Linked DNA regions of Homo sapiens: region 2 is linked to region 1. The links are chromatin loops, found by intact Hi-C in ENCODE. Cell type or tissue: endothelial cell of umbilical vein. All regions are shown on one strand. Links, peaks and the distances in the headings refer to the core of each region. The heading gives the core; the rest is flanking DNA. Region 1 overlaps AGMO (alkylglycerol monooxygenase). Region 2 has its middle 11 kb from the start of AGMO.

Region 1 (9,292 bases), core at 356-8,355:
ATTAAACTTGCTTGCTGCCCCAAAATAATCTGTACCTCTGATTTTATCCACGTTTCAAGTCAAATCATCTATTGCCAAACTACTACATTTTTTCATGTAGTGATATACGAATAGATGGAATTACTACATTGTACTCACAAAGAGAGCTATGATGTTTACTTAAAATAACAGGATTAAGAAATTAAGGCTATTTACTTTATGTTCTTCTCAAGGTCCTCAGGATTTATGAGTAGTATAGATGATGGGCCATATAGCCAAGGTAGGATGAGACGGAGACCTTGTATTCATGTAAGAGAATCCAAAGCTAAAACGTGTCTGTCTGGTTGAAATGCAGTCAACAAGGCAGGAGAATTTAGAGAAATCTGTGCGTACTCAGGCATACAACTAAAACTACTCCTTGCCACTCAACCAAGCAGGGAGATGTTATTCCTATATCATTCTAATGAACACAAAGTCTGTGTCACTCTCCCTTCGATTCGTTTCCTATTATTAAAATAAACAAAAATAAGCATTGGCCTCTACTTTTTGTTACACAGTTGTGAAAAGTCTTGAGTTTTTGTTCTTGGGGACAAAGAGAACATAACATGAACATAACAAGTGTGACTACTTCTGAAAAAAACAAACTAATGTTAAATTCCCATGCAGACATAATTTTAAAATATTTTGGATAATTTCTGTTTCTTCATAATTTTTGAAAAATATTTTCCTTGTTTAAATTATTAATAACAGAGTCTAAGAAATCCAAATAGACTCTGTATTTCTGTTTTTAAGAAAAAAAGTAAAACAAAAATTACTATCAGATGAGTCTTCTGATGACTTTTTAAAGTTTAATAGTTTCAGCATGATCCAAAATTCAGTACTTTAAAATGAAGAGTTCACCTACATAATTGGCAATTTGCCAAAGTTTAGACAACCACAGTGGCAAATTTAGAAAAGAACCAGAAAATACAATTTTGATCTCATAAAATTCAAAACTACCTAGAAAGAACATTCATTTACATTTGAACAGTGATTTCCCTTATTTTTATTAACATTCAAAAGTAGAGTCAAATTATTCAATTTACTTGGAAACAGACTTTGAACTCAGATACTTGAATATTGCTCAAAACCTCCAAAGATACACTGAGTAAAGTTTTCATAATTGAGCATTTACTCTGTGCCAGAAACTGAATGTAAATGATATGCATTATCTACCTTTCTAATTACTATTACTTTTTTTTTACAAATAAGGAAACTGAGGCAGAGGTAAGTTAAGAAACTGGCTCGAGTTACACAGATTCTAAATGACAGAGCAGAAATTCAAACCCCAAGGGTCAAGTTGCAGAGGCCATGCTCATAAACAGTACAGCACTTGCCCTCTATGTGTTTATGATACTAACATTCGTTTGTCTTTATTCCATACATCGGCATTATTCCTGGAGGACAATTACTCCCTGATAGATAACTATTCCTCATACTATATGTGTGTTTATGACTGTTTTTGTTTTGAAACTCAATTCAGTATTTTCTTTTATATCTTTGTTTGTGTAACAAGAACAAAAATAAAGCCAAGTTTCTCAAATATTATTTGGCAATTCTATTGTACCTGAAATAGTCTTCTTCATCTGCATATTAACTCCAATACCACTGTAGATGCAGAAACTGCTACAGCACATAGGAAATGGAAGATTCAGATAAAAGTGGGACAAAATATAGAGCCAGATCTCAGAAAGTGTGAGATGAGGTAAATACACACACAGACACACAGAGAGAGAGAGACAGAGAGTCCCTAAAAACAACAAAAAAGAGCTCTAATGCTGTGAGACTTAGAGAGCTACCCCACCATACCCCTTTCTCCCAAAGTTAAAGAAAATTAATTTTTCCTAAAATGAGCAAGAAAAAAGAATTGTGGTCTCATGTACCAAAGATCTGGCTGGGTCATTTAAAAAGAAAAGGAAATAAAATTTCCATCATTCTATTGACAATGGTGCTTTATTTTTTAAAAAAGAAACAAAGAAAAAGGAAAGGAATAACATATTTATGATAGTTAAGGAAAGTGTGAGCCAAGGATTTTATATGCAGCCATTCTGACTTCCAAGTACAAACTGCTACAAAAGTCAAGGACAAAGTGCTATCAGCATATACAAACTCAAGAAATATTGTTCTCAGTGGAATCTACTAAAGAACAAGCTTCAGAAAGCCACAATGACTGGAAAATTATCAACATAGGGATGGGTAGCATGAATATCAATACTAACATTGCAAAAAAAGGAATGCACAACAGTATGACCCCCCTGAGGAAAGAAAACAACACTACGGCTCAATTTATCTTGTCCACAAAGTCAAACTTGAATCTTATCCAGCCTCTAGAACCTACCAAGAATTCATAGGAATTACGTAGGACAGAGGCATATGTTTAGCTATACCACAGGGAAGGATCAACAAAACCTAGATAGCTGGATGTGGGTGGAAGAGAGACACGATGCCTTCAACAAATAAATTACAAGGAAATGGAAATGGAACTTATGGTTTAAAATAAATTTAACAAATAAGGTAAAAATTGCAGCGTCATAACTTTACTGCATCCTTATTTAAAAACTAAGCCACAAGAATTTTAAGACATTTATGACACAGTGGTAAGTTTTAACACTGAATAACTAGTTGATGATATTAAGAAATGTTTTTTAAACATTTTTACAGATCAGTCAAGTGGATATGTTAAAAAAAGAATTTTTAAAAAGGAACAAAAAAGCATATTAGATAGATATTACAGTAAACTATTCACAGATCAAGTGAATGCACTGATACCATGTCTGAGGTTTGCTTCACACTAATTTTGTGGGTGTGGATGTGGATATGAAAGGGGTGGGATAGGTCCTGAGGTGATGACTGCTGGGATGGGTGATGACTCTCAAGTGCTCACTTTTGTCATTGTTAAAAATGTACCGTAATAAAATTTAAAATGGAAATAAAATGAGATTTTCAAACAAGGAAAAGTTGAAAGAATTTGTTACCCGCATATCTGCACTTAAAATAGCACCAAAAGGGAGTTTCCGGAGAGGAAAATTATTCCAGATGAGCACGAAATAATGCAGGGAAAAAAATTAGTCCCTAGAAAATGCAAGCAGGTAAATCTAAATGAATATTGTTTAAAATAATAATACTTGTGAGGTTGAAATATACATAAAATTAAAATATCTAACAAAAAATGACCAAAACTTAGAAGAATTAATGGAATTATTTTGTGATCCTTGCATTGTCTGGGATGTAGTAAAAACAATAACTTACATTCAGCTGCGATGAATCATGGATGCAAGTTGACATCTGTAAAGTAACTGATTCTTTAGAAAATCGGAGGCTATAGTGGGTTGTTTGTTTTCATAAACAGTGGAACTATTGAAATGAATTTGTTTGAGGAAGCTGCTCCCTGCAATAAAAACCCTCTTTCATATTCATAACATGTTCTGTTAGGAAGTGGGTAATAAACATATGCAGGGAACTAAAAAGTGTATAAAGAGATAAGAATATGACAACACCAATTGAATTCAATCTAGTCCACAAGAGAAACAGATGCCAGGGAAAGTTCACCAATAAGAATGCTCGCACAAGACAGCCTCTGTACACTGCGCACAGTGGGAGATAGTCCACTTCTCATCCCTCACCTGTACTAGCTTTAACTTCGTATAGAAAAAAAAAAAAGTTTTTTTAACATTTAGAGAGGGGAAAAAAAAACCTAACCATATCTTTTGCCACATTCTGTTTAAGTCATGTAAATAATAATGTATGGATATTTAACACATAAAAATATACCATAATACATTCCATTCAGGTGAATGTAATTAAATGTATGTCATGCTTTCTACATAATTTAGTTTATTTTAAGAACATGGGTAAGTAACAAAAAGAAATTTAGTCAAAAATGCTAAAAATTGACAAACCAACTTTGCTTATTTGGAAACTATCCCTTACAATTCTACAGCCCTTAAAATTCTGGCACAAATTACTGCCTTTCAGGCTCACAGCTATGCAATCAGGTAAAAGGAACCAGTAGTGTTGTTTCTAATTTTTAGATTTAAAAAGGGAGACTCTGGAAGACTAAGTAATATAATTAAGAGCAAATAATTAGATACTACATTGAGAAAAGGAAATGTTACACTATGGTACTGGTATAAAACCATACACCCAAACCAATAGAACAGAACACAGACCTCAGATATAAACCTAAGCATATATGGTTAACTAATTTTCAACAACACCAAAAATACACAATGGGGAAAGAACAGTCTCTTTAATAAATGATGTTGTGAGAACTGTAGACCCACATGCAAAAAAAAAAATAAAAATGAAACTGGACAATTATCTTACACAGTACACAAAAATATCAATTTAAGATGACTTAAAAACTTGAATTTAAGACTTGAAACTGTAAAAATACCAGAAGAAAACATATGGGGAAAGTTCCTTAACATTGACCTTGGAAATTTTTTTTCTTGATATGACACTAAAAGCTCAGGAAACAATAGTAAAAATAAACAAATAGACTATATCAAACTGAAGTGCTTCTTCACTGCAATCAACAAAATGAAAAGGCATTCTACAGATTCAAAGCAAATCATCTATCTAATAAAAGGTATATGACCCAAGATATAGGAGAAACTACTCATCAGTAAAAAAATCCAAATGACCTGATTAAAAAATGGGCAAAGGACCTGAATAGACTTCTTTTCCAAAGAAGACATACAAATATCCATCAGGTATGTGACAAGGTGCTCAACATTACTAATCATCAGGTAAAATCAAAAATGCAATGAGCTATCACCTTACACTTGTTAGGATGGCCAGTATATATATTTTTAAAAGGCAGTAGATAACAAGTATTGGGGCGTGTGGAGAAAAGGGAACCCTAGTACACTGTGAGTGAGAATGTAAATTGGTACAGCCATTATAGAAAAGTATGGAATTTTCTCAAAATATTACAGGTAGAACTACCACATGATACAGCAACCCTTCTTCTGGTTAACATATCAAAAGGAAATAAAACCAGTATAGGGAAGAGATCAGCAGTACCATGTTAATTGCAGCATTATGTCAAAGAGACAAGATATAGAAACAACCTAAGCATCTTTTGTTTTGTTTTTGAGATAGGGTCTCACTCTGTCTCTCAGGCTGAAGCACAATGGTGTGAACATGTCTCACTGCAGCCTCCACCTCCGAGGCTCAAGTGATCCTCCCACTTCTGCCTCCCTAGTAGCTAGGACTATAGGCATGCACCACCATGCCTAGCTAAGTTTTTTTTGTTTTGTTTTGTTTTTAGTACAGACAGGATGGTGCCATGTTGCCCAGGCTAATTTTGAACTCCTGGGCTCAAACAATCCTCTCGTCTCCACCTCCCAAAGTGCTGAGATTACTGACATGAGCAACTGCACCTGGCCCTAAGCATCTGTTTATGGGTAAACGAATAAAGATACTGTGAGATGCTGTCATATATATATCTATATATATCATATATATATGTCATATATGTGATATATATGACATATATAACATAGAAAATTATTCAGTCTTACAAAAGGAGATCTTTCTGTTTACAACAACGTAGATGAACCTGGAGGATATTAACACTATTTGAAATAAGCCACAGAAAGAAAAATACTGCATCATCTCACATGTGGAATCTAAATACATCAAAAACTGTTAAGTCTCTACTTAACGTTATTGACAGTTTCTTGGAAACTGAGACTTCAAGCAAAATTATGCATAAGGAAACATTTTATTACAGGCTGATTAATATAAACAAGAGTTTATATTATAATATAATGTTAATGTTATAAATATAACATATAATATATGTTTATGTATATATGTATAAATATATAATATAATGTTTATATTATATGATAATATAAACAAGTTCCTATGGCTTATTTCTGGTCACAAAAACATCACCAAACTTCTAAAAAAAGATACACAACACTTCTAATGTTAAACATTGACATAAATGTGAACTATACATACATTTAAGAAAGACTAATAGTAAAAAGTAAGATCGTGTTCACCCACTTACTCCAGTTCAGTATCATGGGTGGTTGGAGCTCATCCTGGCAGCTCAGGGCACAAGGCAGGAACCAGCCTTGCACAAGGTGCCATCCTATCACAGGGCACTCACACACCCACCCACATGCACTCATGCAGGACCATGTAGACATGCCAGTGAACCTAATGAGCACATCTTTTATACGTAGTATGAAAGCAAAGTACCTGTAAAAAACCCACACTGATGTGGGAAAAACATGCAAACTCCTCACAGACACTGCTCCTGGCCAGGAATCAATTTTTTTTCTCATCAACATTATAACAAAATGACTTTGAACAAAACAACTTTCTTTGGGGACCTGCTGTAGAAAGAAACAAAGGATAGAGTGGTGGTTATTAGGAGCTGGAGGGCAGAGGAATGGGGAGATGATGGGCAAAGGGCACAAACTTGGACTTATAAGATGGATAAGTTCAGGAGACCTAATGTACAGCCTGGTGACTATAGACAAAGTACTGTATTGTATACTTGAAATTTGCTAAGAGAATAGATCTTAAGTATTCCCATCCCCCAAAAGTAACTATGTGAGGTAATGCACACGCTGATTAACTTGATGTGCTAATCATTTCACAAAGTATACATGTTTCATTGTACATGGAACATGTTGAATATATAGTTTTATTTGTCAATTATACTTCAGCAAAGCTGAAATTCTTTTTAATTAACTTACAAAACAAAAAAGAGGAAATTTGGACACAGACATCCACATGTATAGAACAAAGACCACATAAAGGCAGACAGAGAAGGCAGCCATCCACTGGCCAAGGAGAGAAGCCTCTTAAGGAAACCAGCCCACCAGACACCTTAGTCTGGGACTTACTGTCTCCAGAATCATGGGGAAATACATTCTGTTCTTTAAGCCAAGAGAATACACACAAAAAAAAAAAAGAAAGAGAAGAGAAAAGAAAATGAACATACAAAATAATTTTAATAAGATAACTATGACTTCTTTTGTAGCAGAATGGTATCACTCATACAAATGTTGCAATTTGAGACTGATACAACAGTTACAACTCTTTAATTGTACTAACCTCTTGTGTCATCTTCTAAAATAAAATAGCAAGCACTGATCTCTGTCATACAACACTAATGATGATGTCTGATATTTCTTTTTTAAAATTTATTATTATCATTATTTAGACATGATCTCACTCTGTTACCCAGGCTGGAGTGCAGAGGCGCCAACACGGCACCAACCTCCACCTCCCAGGGCTCAAGTGATCCTCCTGCCTCAGCTTTTCAAGTAGCTGGGACCACAGGCGAATACCACCATGCCTGGCTAATGTTTCTGTTTTTTGTTGAGTCGGGGTTTCATCCTGTTGCCCAGGCTGGTCTCGAACTCCTGAGCTCAATCAATCCACCCTCCTCGGCCTCCCAAAGTGCTGAGATTACAGGCGTGAACCACTATGCCCGGCCTAAAGTCTGATACTCCTTTTTCAATTGATAAGTATGTCAACTAGAGGTTTGCCTACATATTTAGTTGAATTGACTATTTGGAGTGTCTCACATATTGTCACTTAGTAAATTGCTTGCTATTTACTATATGGATTGGTATTCTCAGATAATATTTTCTAGAAATTTTTCTATTTCAATGTATTTTTATTTCCCTATAATTCTTTGGAGTAATGTTAGCATTGGCTCCAAGTACTATTCAATATACATGAAACCGCACTTTATTCTCTATGTTTGCTATCTTTTTTTTCCTTTTTCCTTTTTCCTACTATATTTTGTATAGTTTCTTTCAATCTACTATTGAGTAATGTTCTCTTCTGCTTTATAATCTGTTATCAGATCTGAGTACTCAATTCCATTTTCATAATTCTCATCTCCAGAAATTATTTCTTTTGCAAATTTGCATGTCACTTAAAATTGTTTTTGTAATCTAATTACTTGTGAGATTGCCTTTATTTCCTTAAAGGTATTACACATAGTTGTTTCATAATCTGTGTCTGATACTATTGAAATCTGCAGTTGAGTTTCATTTTTCTTTTGTTTTTGCTGATTGTCAAGCATAATTGCTTGTCTGTTTGTGTGCCTGATGTTCTTTGATATGTGATGGTCATTGCTATTGAAAAAATAATTGAGACATAGACGAACATTACTATTTTCCCAGGGGCTTTTACTTCAGTTTTTATCAGATACCTATAGCACAACTTTAAACCACAAAATGTTGTGGATACACCTGGCATTGTGGATTTTGACTATAATTATCTGTTCGGGCTGGTGTTTGATTTACAAACTCTCTGAGGCTATTTCTGTTTTTTCTTTCTTTATTTCTTCTATTTCCCCAGAATCAAGACAATATTTTCTTCACATTCTGGTGGGAGTGTGGGTGAGGTGGTGGATTTATAACTTTTTGACCCTTACCTTTGTCAAGTCCCCATCAAGGCAGACCCTGAGCTTTTACTCCTACTCTCTTGTCCCCCAAGACAATCAGGATCACTACTTATTTCCATGGCTGTTTCTGCAGGCTTGCCAGTGGCCACACAATAAATGTGGGTTGGAAAGCTACCTTAATTTTCTGTCCTTATTGTTTTCAAGATTGGGCTTGGAGATCTCTCACTATTTTGGCATCTCTCTGAAGCTAGCAAGACAGTTTTTATTTTTCATCCAAGAGTTTTAATTGACCTCTAAGAGGAAACCATTGCTAAAGGAGGAATCTCTCTTCAGTATTTGACACAAAAGATCATTATCTTCTCCTTGAAACACTTTCTTCACTCTCTTTCAGGACTTCACGCCACCACCCTTCTGTGATATTTTTATGCTGCTTCCCTAGTCTAATTTGCTGGTTCCTCCTATGACCCCCAAACACTAAATAATGGAAAACAACAGGGCTAAACTTTTGGAGTGTCTTCTTCCTCCAGACCCATTTCTTTGGATCTCAATCTCTCTCAAAGCTTTTAATACCACCAATATGCTAAAGATGTACAAGTTTATATCTCCAGTCTGAATCTCTTCCCTAAACACCAGTCTTAGATCCAACTTCCTCATTGACATTTCCACTTGGAGGTCTGATACCTCAATTTTAGCATATCTAAAATTGAACTCATCAACTCCTGGCTTATAAAATCTACTTATTGTGCTCTTTTCGGCTTAGCCCGCTTTTCTTTTCTCTGTTAAAGTTTCTGAGATTGACTATGGTATCAATAAGCCAAAGCACCTTAATCACTTAGCACTAATTCTTACGGATTCTGGAATAGTCACCACATACTTGTTATATAT
Region 2 (9,292 bases), core at 788-8,787, 63 kb after region 1:
CCACTCCTGACAAAGCTTAACGTCATGTCAGCTAGCAAAGAAAAATATTGAAAGGACCTATTTCCATTTCACAAATCAGGTAATAAAGTTTGAATTTGGAGATGAGAGGCAATAAACCTATAATTAGTACAAGACATAACACTCTTTAATAATTATAAAAAGTCTTCATCACAGTCTCTTATTTATATAACACTTAGCTTCAATGTTTATAAAATTGTAAAAAATGTAAAGGCTTTTCTGGGAAGTGTTTATGTAAGAAAACCAGAGTGGTAGAACCTCTATAATTATAGATCTGCCTTTTCTTTTGGCATCTAATATTTCAAAATAATATTAAGTCTGAGTTCAACTTGCCTTAAAAAAAAAAGTCATTCATTTCTACTTCCTGGGTGCTTGTAGAATATTTTTGTGCCTTTGAAATTAAATCATTATAGTTTTTTATATTTTGGGTAGAATATTTTTAAGAGGTGAGCGTCCTTAAACCTCAGATTTGAATCTTCCTTTGCTTTAGGGCAATTTCTGCCATTGTGTTTGTGCCTATTATTTATGTTCCATTGATTTTTTTACACTTCTTCACAAATGAGATTTATCTGTTTACCAGATACCATTTGTCTACCATATCCATTATATTGTCTGTGTCCATTTTCATCTCCTTTTTATTTTCTGATATTGTCTTCTTAAGTCTATACTTTGGGTATAGTTTTTTTTGTTTTTCTGTGTTTTTTTTTTTTTTTTTTTTTTTTTTTTTGCTATTTTCATCTTCCTTCTGGGTCTACTTCAAATTTCACAATGGCATTATTTGTTTTCTTAAATGTTTTCCTAAACTCTCTCAGTCTTCCTTTTGTATTTATTTCTTATCATATGGCCTCATTTTTTCTTCAGTTTTTTTTCCTATTTCACTTGCGTGTATACAACAGTTCTGCCTAAAATTATTCTTAGTTTCCTGGAGATAATACTCAAAAGCATGTTCTTTATCAACTTTTAATAAGCTCTTTCCCCTCCTTCACTCCCAATTTGTCTTATTGTGGATGGGTACGGGTTCTTTATGCTTCTTTTCCCCCCAACCAAAAAAACAAAAAAAGATGTGGATGAATAGTCCTTGGGTCCACTCCAGGTATACGTGGCACTTTGGAGTTTAGGTCTGTCTTATCGGTTCAGCATGAGATGGTGGAGGATAGAGCTATCACTCAGCAGCCCCAGCTATCCCAGCAGGCTTTTACAGTGAATTAGAGCTGCCATGGCACGTATCAGCTTTCCTTATTTTGATTTTGTTCTCCTTGGCCTCTACTCTTTCTATAAACATACAAAAGTACCATTTGAGATCTTCCTATAATTTGTATTTGTTGAAGCTGGGGTAAGTCCAAGGCCTAGTGTTTGGGGTAACCCAGTCAGAAAACATGGCTTTTGCTTTTGGACAAATTGACAATTGTGACAAATGAGAATTTGTTTAGAAGAAAGATTCTCAATCCATGACATTTCTAGCTTGTAACAATTGCTATAACTCCCCCACTTTGGATGGTAAATTTCTCCTCAGCTGTCATTGGCCCTCAAAGCCAAAATGACTCCAATTAGAATGTATCAATATCACTCATAGTTCTCCCCACCAGTACTGACCACATGCAGATTACAGGGTTCATCCATTACAGCAGAGGAAAGAAACTCTTTTTTTTTCTTTTTTTTTTTTTTTTTTAAAGAAACTGGGTTGAAGAAGTAGTTCATTGAATGGTTGTCTTACAACCAAGGATTAAGAGTAACATACAGAGATGCATTTCAAGGGGAATTCAAGAAAGGAAATCCTAACGTTCTGCTTGATGCTGCCATATTTCCAAACTTTAACTCTCCAAATGAGGGGACATATGGTTTGCTAGACTGTACTCTTGAACTGGTGAAATCCTTTCCTTCTCCACGTGTCTTTCTCTTTAGTCATTAGAATCATTTACTGGGAATTAGACTGGAAACCTACACTGACATGATCATCTTAAAAAGTTTGTTTATATCTCTAAAAGTATAAAATAATATATATTTACTGTAGAAATATAGAAAATGCAGAAGATTTTTAAGAAAAAAAGCACTCATAACCACACCAATCAGATTGTAGTCTCATCAATATTTTAATGAACATCTTGTATTTAGGGTCTTTTTCAGGCACATTATTTTACATAGAAGAGTTCATACTCTATGTGTCATGTGAGGTCAAGCTTTGTAAAATTTGGAAGCCACATGATGAAAAGACAAAGCCCCAAATTAGGTGTCTGAGTCTCTGAGTTACTACATAGAGAAGAGCAGCCCATCAATCAGGTCATTATATGAGCAAATACCAAATTTGTAATGTATTTTGTGTTTTATTTGTTATTATTTGAACCTTGTTCACCTAACGGCTAACAATCTCCTAACTAATATATCCAGAAAACCATTGGAGGGTTTTGAACAGAAGAGTCACATGGTCCAATGCATTGTATGAAATGATCATTTTGCTTTTTTTGTGAAGAATGGACTTTAGAGAGGTAGGCTGGAAGCAGAGGACTCTTCATAAATAGTTGATATAGTTCAGGTAAATCTTGCTTACTTTCACTAGGATAGTTGCAGCAGAAAGAGTCAAAGTGAAAGGGTGATTGTGAAAACATATTAGAGGTAGAGCTGATAAGGTTTGCTAAGAGATCAGATGTGGGGAATGAGATTAAAAGAGAGAAGACATGAATAATTCAAGACTTTGATTCAACCTGCTGAAAGAATAAAGTTGTTATTTACTGTGATAGACAAACTGCAAGATTTGGCTTAAAGCATGATATGAGATGCCTGTAGACATCAAAGTCGAGATGGTTGCACAGGTTGATATATAAATCTGGAGTTCAAAGCCCAAAATAGAATTCTCAATGAAAAGAAAAAGTACTGACAAAACTAATTACAAGCCAAACATAAGAATGATTTTCATGTATTCACTTCAATCATATTCAAATGAATAAATAATACTCATTTTTAGTTTGAAAACCAGATCTATTATATTTATTTTATTTTCATGACCATTTTTGGAGTTCAAATGCAAACATAATATATGATAATTTACATATTACTATAAATAATCTCATAATATAAGTAATTTTTAGAGAATACTGTTCATATTGTAATATATAGTATGGTAAACATATTTTAATATTAAGACATATCCAAACTGTTTTTCAAAGTGTGTGTTTAGTATTTCCATTATTACAAGAGTTCCAGTTTCTCTGCATGACTTGCAGAAATTGATATGTGCAGGTTTATTTTTATTTTTTATTTTCCCTTTCTGATTTAATTGGCTACATTATTTGTACAGAATATTATCTCCATAATAAAAAGTTAATTATTTTCCCTTTTACTACAGTCCCATATATTTTGAGGACACTTTTTTAAAGAATCTAGTTGTGTGTTGCCAAAATTTTAATATTGTCTCTAAGAGTCTTTGAATCTTTTGTATTAACACTTTTCATTAGAAAACAGCAGCATATGAAACTTAAATCACTCTCTATTTTCTCAGATCAGATTTTATTACTTTTGGCCAAAGTCCTTTCCACGACTTAGAAGGCAAAGATCAGGTAGAACATGATCTTTAAACAAATTGATGGCATACACTTGAGGTCAGAGCATAAAAAACAAATAGTATTTCAGAAGTTATTTCTTTAAAACCCCATCAAGCTAATACATCTCATTGTTATTTTAACAGTAGTCAGTGCCAAAAGAACGACTCAAAGTGCTGCATACATATCAGTGTCAGAATCTATGTAATTCTCTTTATGGGATTGATCGTGAGTCAGTCAGTGTTGGAATTAATCCAAATTCACAGTGCAGAATAAAAGAATGTGGAAGATCTCCTGAGTATTTCTTTCAGAGATAAATATGTAGATATTTCAAAGGTTCTAAGAAGTCCAGCAGCATACAAATTTATTTTAATTTGCTCAACCTGCAGTTTCTTATTTGTAATTTACTACAGCGTTCCTGTTAACCTATCACCAGCGAACGACTCTAAAAGTGCGAATTACCTGATTCGTGACTTGGGGTTGCTACTCTAACTTAGAAAGTCTATAGGACTTGTTTCTCTTTTGAGGAAATAATAGATAACACTGATATTGGTAATCATAACTAACGTCCATGACTTGGAGGAAAAATTATTATAAAAGATGTGTCTATGTTTGAAAACAAATAAGAAAAGATTGGTTCCATCATGTTTTACACTACACACAGATTGTGTTTCTAATAATGGCAGCAGATCAGGCACAGTCCTTTACCTAAGGACTCATCACAGGGACTGCTGCCTGCTGGTGACAGGCCCTGTGAACCTTCTTTTATGAGACAGAGTTGAAACAATTCATCATAGACTTAAATCCAGTTCTTACCATTCTTTAGGACATGTGGTTAAGAATGTTTCTCTAGTTTTAGTACCAAGAATAATGTGTTTCTCCTGAACGACATTTATGTTATTTAATTTTGTGGATGCTATGAATCACTTACCTAATCATGTTTCCCACTTCAGATGGTTAAATAGGTAACTTAGTGTCAAATGTGTGACATAAATCTTAAGTGTATAGAATTCAAAGGGCGGCATACTGTCTTAGTCTGTTCTGACAGCTATAAGAGAACACCATAGACTAGGTGGCTTATAAACAGCAGAAATTTATTTCTCACAGTTTTGGAAGCTTGAAGTCCAAGAGCAAGATGCCTGCAAATTTGTTGTCTTGTAAGATCCTGCTTCTGGGTTCATAGATAATCATCTTTTCACTGTGCCCTCACATGGCAGAAGAGGCAAAAGAGATCTCTGGGGCCTTTTTTGTAAGGCCACTAATCCCGACCATGTGGCCTCCACCCTCATGACACAATCGTCTTCCAAAGGCCCCACCTCCTAATATAATCAGTTTGTGTGTTAGGATTTCAACGTACTGATTTTGAGGGGAAGGGACACAAACATTCAGATCATTGCACAGGCTGAACTCATTCCAGGATTCACAGTGATTCCTGCTCATAAATATATACACACACATATATACATATATATATACATATATTTTTTTGCCTAAATCTTATCATCTATTTCACTTTGTTTTATTGAGCTTTTTTTTTTTTTTTTTTTTTTTTTTGAGAAGGAGTCTCGCTCTGTCGCCCAGGCCGGACTGCGGACTGCAGTGGCGCAATCTCGGCTCACTGCAAGCTCCGCTTCCCGGGTTCACGCTATTCTCCTGCCTCAGCCTCCCGAGTAGCTGGGACTACAGGCGCCCGCCACCGCGCCCGGCTAATTTTTTGTATTTTTAGTAGAGACGGGGTTTCACCTTGTTAGCCAGGATGGTCTCGATCTCCTGACCTCATGATCCACCCGCCTCAGCCTCCCAAAGTGCTGGGATTACAGGCGTGAGCATTGAGCTTTATTAAGTGTGTTGATACACAATGTTTTCATCTCTTCTTGTAATGAAGTAGAAAATTTAGTAAGCTAATAGATCATGTGATGAACAAAAATAGCAGTTCTCTAGTTAGATAGTGCCTCATTTTATAGGCATTTCTCAGAAGACACCTACACATCTTTATTATCCTTACAACAGCACAGATTGTAGTTAAGAAGAGCCATTATTTGGTGGGTCCAGACTGCTGGCTATGACAATGGAAAACAACTAAAGATTTTTAGGACACCAATTCATGATCCAAGCAAATTGATATATTTTTCATTTATTTTAACTTTTATTTTAAGCATTATCTCCCAAAATAAACACACATTGATATACTGATTTTTACTTTAGACTTTTTCTTGGAGGAAGATTATTAGCACTTAATATTCTGCGTAAGGAACTGTGCTGCAATAGACTTCCAATATGTAACTTCTTTGCCCCATCATGAACCACTGTGCTATTGTTGCCATCACCTAGTCAAGAATTCTTGTGTCTAAGCTGAAATCAGAAATGTCTGAAAGAAATCTTCTGTTCATCTTCATTGCCAGCACTAGAACATTATTGCCTGTCACCGTCACCTGCTCTGTTCAAAGGAATGAATTGGATGCCTCACGATCAGCTTGTTGCTTTTTTTTTTTAAACCAGTGGGTGGGGCGTGGGGACGGGGAACAACAACTTCCTAAGTCATGGATGTTCTTCAGAATAATAGAGGATAACTTACACAAACAAATCCAAAGCCACGTAGCTTCCACATCTTCCCTCCCCCCTCAGAACTATATGAAAATTTAAAAATTCTACTCGTCGAAAGTTACTGTTCTGAGAATAAAAAGGTAAACTGTAAACTCTGAAAAATGTTTACATATGCTATATTTAATAAAATACTTGGATCTGGAATAAATAATGCTGAAAATGCTAAACTCAAAAACAATTTTTTTAAAAAAAGGGCAAAAGATTTGAAGAGATGCTGTACTAAAGAAATTCATATGTCAAATAAATACTAAAGAAATGCTCAACGCCTTTAGTCATTAGGGAAATGCAAATTAAAAACACTACACACATATTAAAATAGGTAAAATTAAAAAGACATGCTAGTAAGTGTTTGTGAGGATGTGGAGGAACTGAAGCCATCATAAGCTGTTGGTAGGAATGAAAAAAATGGTACAAATCATTATGGAAAGTTGTTTGGTAGCTTCTTAAGAAATTAAACATACATTTACCAAATAATCAAGTCATTCCGCTTTTAGATATTTACCCAAGAAAAGTGAAATCATATACCCATGCAAATACCAGCACACACATGTTCATAGCACATTCATTTGTACTTATTACAGATACATCACACAATCCATAGGCTTCTTATACAACCTGCTAAAAGTTCCCATTGCGGTGTTGAGTTTCTGGGAACTATTTAATTGTTCTGTCAGATTTCCCTGCCTGTATCTGGGAGTTTCCTTTGATGCTTCTACTGTCTTACTTCCCATATTCAGTTTAACGTTAACACCTGTAAGTTTTTCTGGTAAGTCAGTATACTATTACAACCTACTAGTGGGTTATAACATCAATTTAATGGGTCATGAGTAGAATTTTTAAAAATTAGAACAGAAAGAAGATAATAAAATTATTCCAAAATTTTATTATGTTTTACCAGTGATAAAATTAATTTTATTTACAAGATTTTGTTTCACAGTCACAGACATACACTTACACAGAGTTGAATCTTTTAAAAAATGTAAATTCCAGTTACAAAATTATTGCAAACCGCTGCTTCAAATCGGACGCTTTCTCTTCATTTCTACCACTATCATACATCACACCTCTGAGCCACTCTCTACCTTCTCTTCTGCCTCTCTGCTTTCTCTCCAACACACTTTGAATCCACTGCCAGATAGCCACTAGAAAAATCTTTTTAGCATCTGAATCATATCGACCCTTTCTCTACCTTATGATTCTCCACTGGCATCCATGGCCTTTGGAGTAAAGTGATGCACACCCCCATGCCCACTGTACCTACATTTGAGGCTATAACATGACCTGGCTCCTGTTTCTCTTACCCCAGCCATAACCTCACTATATGCCTCCCACCCTTTCACTTCACTCTTTGTGATCCTACTGTCAATATCCCCATGTACCTCAGCACCTTCAAGCTCATGTTTACCTCTGCCTAGAATACTTTTCTTGACCTCTTAGCATTCCTGGATCCTTCTCATTTCTTCATGAATCAGTGTAAGTAATGCCCCACTTAGAGTTGTCTTCTTTGAATACCAACTGACTTCTGGATATCTCCAGTTGGATACTATACACGTATTTAGAATTTAACACATCGTTATTGAGCTCATTTTTGTTCATCCTTGCCTCCCTTTTCACACTACCATCAACAAAACTGTATATCTTTCCTATATCTCTACTTCTGTGAACGTCGCCACTTTTCTAGAGCCTGGACGCATCCGTATTCCTCTCATTCTCTCCACATTCACATCTATTCTATCTCCAAGTCTTTGAAGATTCTACTTCTGATACTGCCAGGTAGATGTCTCCTTTTTAATCAAATTGCTTAAGGCTGGGTGCGGTGGCTCACACCTGTAGTCCCAGCACTTTGGGAGGCTGAGGCAGGCAGATCTCTTGAGTATAGGAGTTTGAGACCAGCCTGGGCAACATGGTGAAACCCTATCTTCAGAAAAATACAAAAATTATCTAGGTGTGGTGGCACATGCTTGTAGTCCCAGCTACTCGGGAGGCTGAGGTGGGAGAATCACCTGAGCCTGAGGAGGTCAAAGATGCAGCGGACTGTGATTGGTGATCATGCCACTACACTGTAGCCTGGGTAAAGAGTGAGATCCTGTCTCAAAATAAATAAATAAATAAATACAACAAAAATAATCAAAGAGTTTAGTATATAAGTTTATATTCATGAAACAAATGAGAATATTTGAAGCATATAAATTCCTAGGATTTTTCAACTTTGTAGTTTTTATTGTCATGCTATGATATGATTTACAACATCCATACTTATCTCTACAGCAGCATAATGTCCAGTTACCGTGTGCATTCACAGCTTGGAGGATGGAGCATGAACCTAGATCATGCCTACATTAGGGCAGAGACCTCTAAGCCCAACAGTAAAGAAAGTATATCTGGAAAGTTCCAGCTCCCTAGGAGTTTCAACCACCAACTGGGCCTTGCACAGCTACACAGCAGTGCTGAACTTTATTTTTAATCTATCAATAAATTCCTGATTTGTACTAGTATTTTATTTTGTCCCTTTCCTTATATTACCCAACATTCTTTTAATATAACAAATGTTTGCCAGCTTTGTTTAAATTTCCAGCAAATTTAAATCAATTTTTTGTCAATCTCTCTAGATAAGTTGAATTAGTCTTAGCAAAAAATCTGGTGTTCTAAATTTGTTATAACTGGTTCAGTATTTCACTTGAATTTTTTACATATTAAAATAAAGTCTAGTTTCTTTGATAGTGTGTAGTCTCAGCTGAATTGAGTAAAATGCATCAGAATTTTTTTAAAAATTGCTCCCTTGAGGATGTTTATTTTTCATTAAGGAGTGAAGGTGTCGTTTCCAAACTTCTTATGTTGGAAACTTTGATAACAAGACAAAACGATATGTATATTGCTAAATGAATGGTAATTACAGGAGGTACAAAATAATTCAGGAGAGAGAAAGAAGTTTGTGTTGTGGTCAGGAAAGACTCAAGAAAGAAAGGAGAAAGGAGTTTAAAGTATAAATCAGGATAGTTCTAAAATATTATATTACTTGAGAGTATCAGATTCATCAGTTACACCATTAAAATATTTACACAATAACAGAAGGACTTACTATATTGCGATTTAAGGCTGGGCTGTAAGGTAATGAGGCATTGAAGTGTCACACATAA

The links. A loop is a pair of places that touch in the nucleus more often than their neighbours do. Peaks named below come from ENCODE experiments on the same cell type or tissue, not always from the same donor. Only the 100,000 strongest peaks of a DNase experiment are listed, where the experiment ranks them.
Region 2: a loop joins it to region 1, with 4 times the contacts of the local background. A loop is called at or near these places in 2 of 110 quality-filtered maps.

What each region holds. Positions count from the first base shown.
Region 1 is chr7:15,505,067-15,514,358 of GRCh38, forward strand. The region is part of intron 3 of AGMO (alkylglycerol monooxygenase); the gene reads right to left. Among named protein-coding and RNA genes, the nearest start is that of AGMO, 52 kb to the right of the region's middle. In endothelial cell of umbilical vein, for the core only: no CTCF peak of the experiment used is centred there; a DNase peak (open chromatin) is centred at 3,385; H3K27ac peaks cover 2,615 bases.
Region 2 is chr7:15,567,940-15,577,231 of GRCh38, forward strand. No RefSeq gene overlaps it. Among named protein-coding and RNA genes, the nearest start is that of AGMO, 11 kb to the left of the region's middle. In endothelial cell of umbilical vein, for the core only: no CTCF peak of the experiment used is centred there; a DNase peak (open chromatin) is centred at 3,792.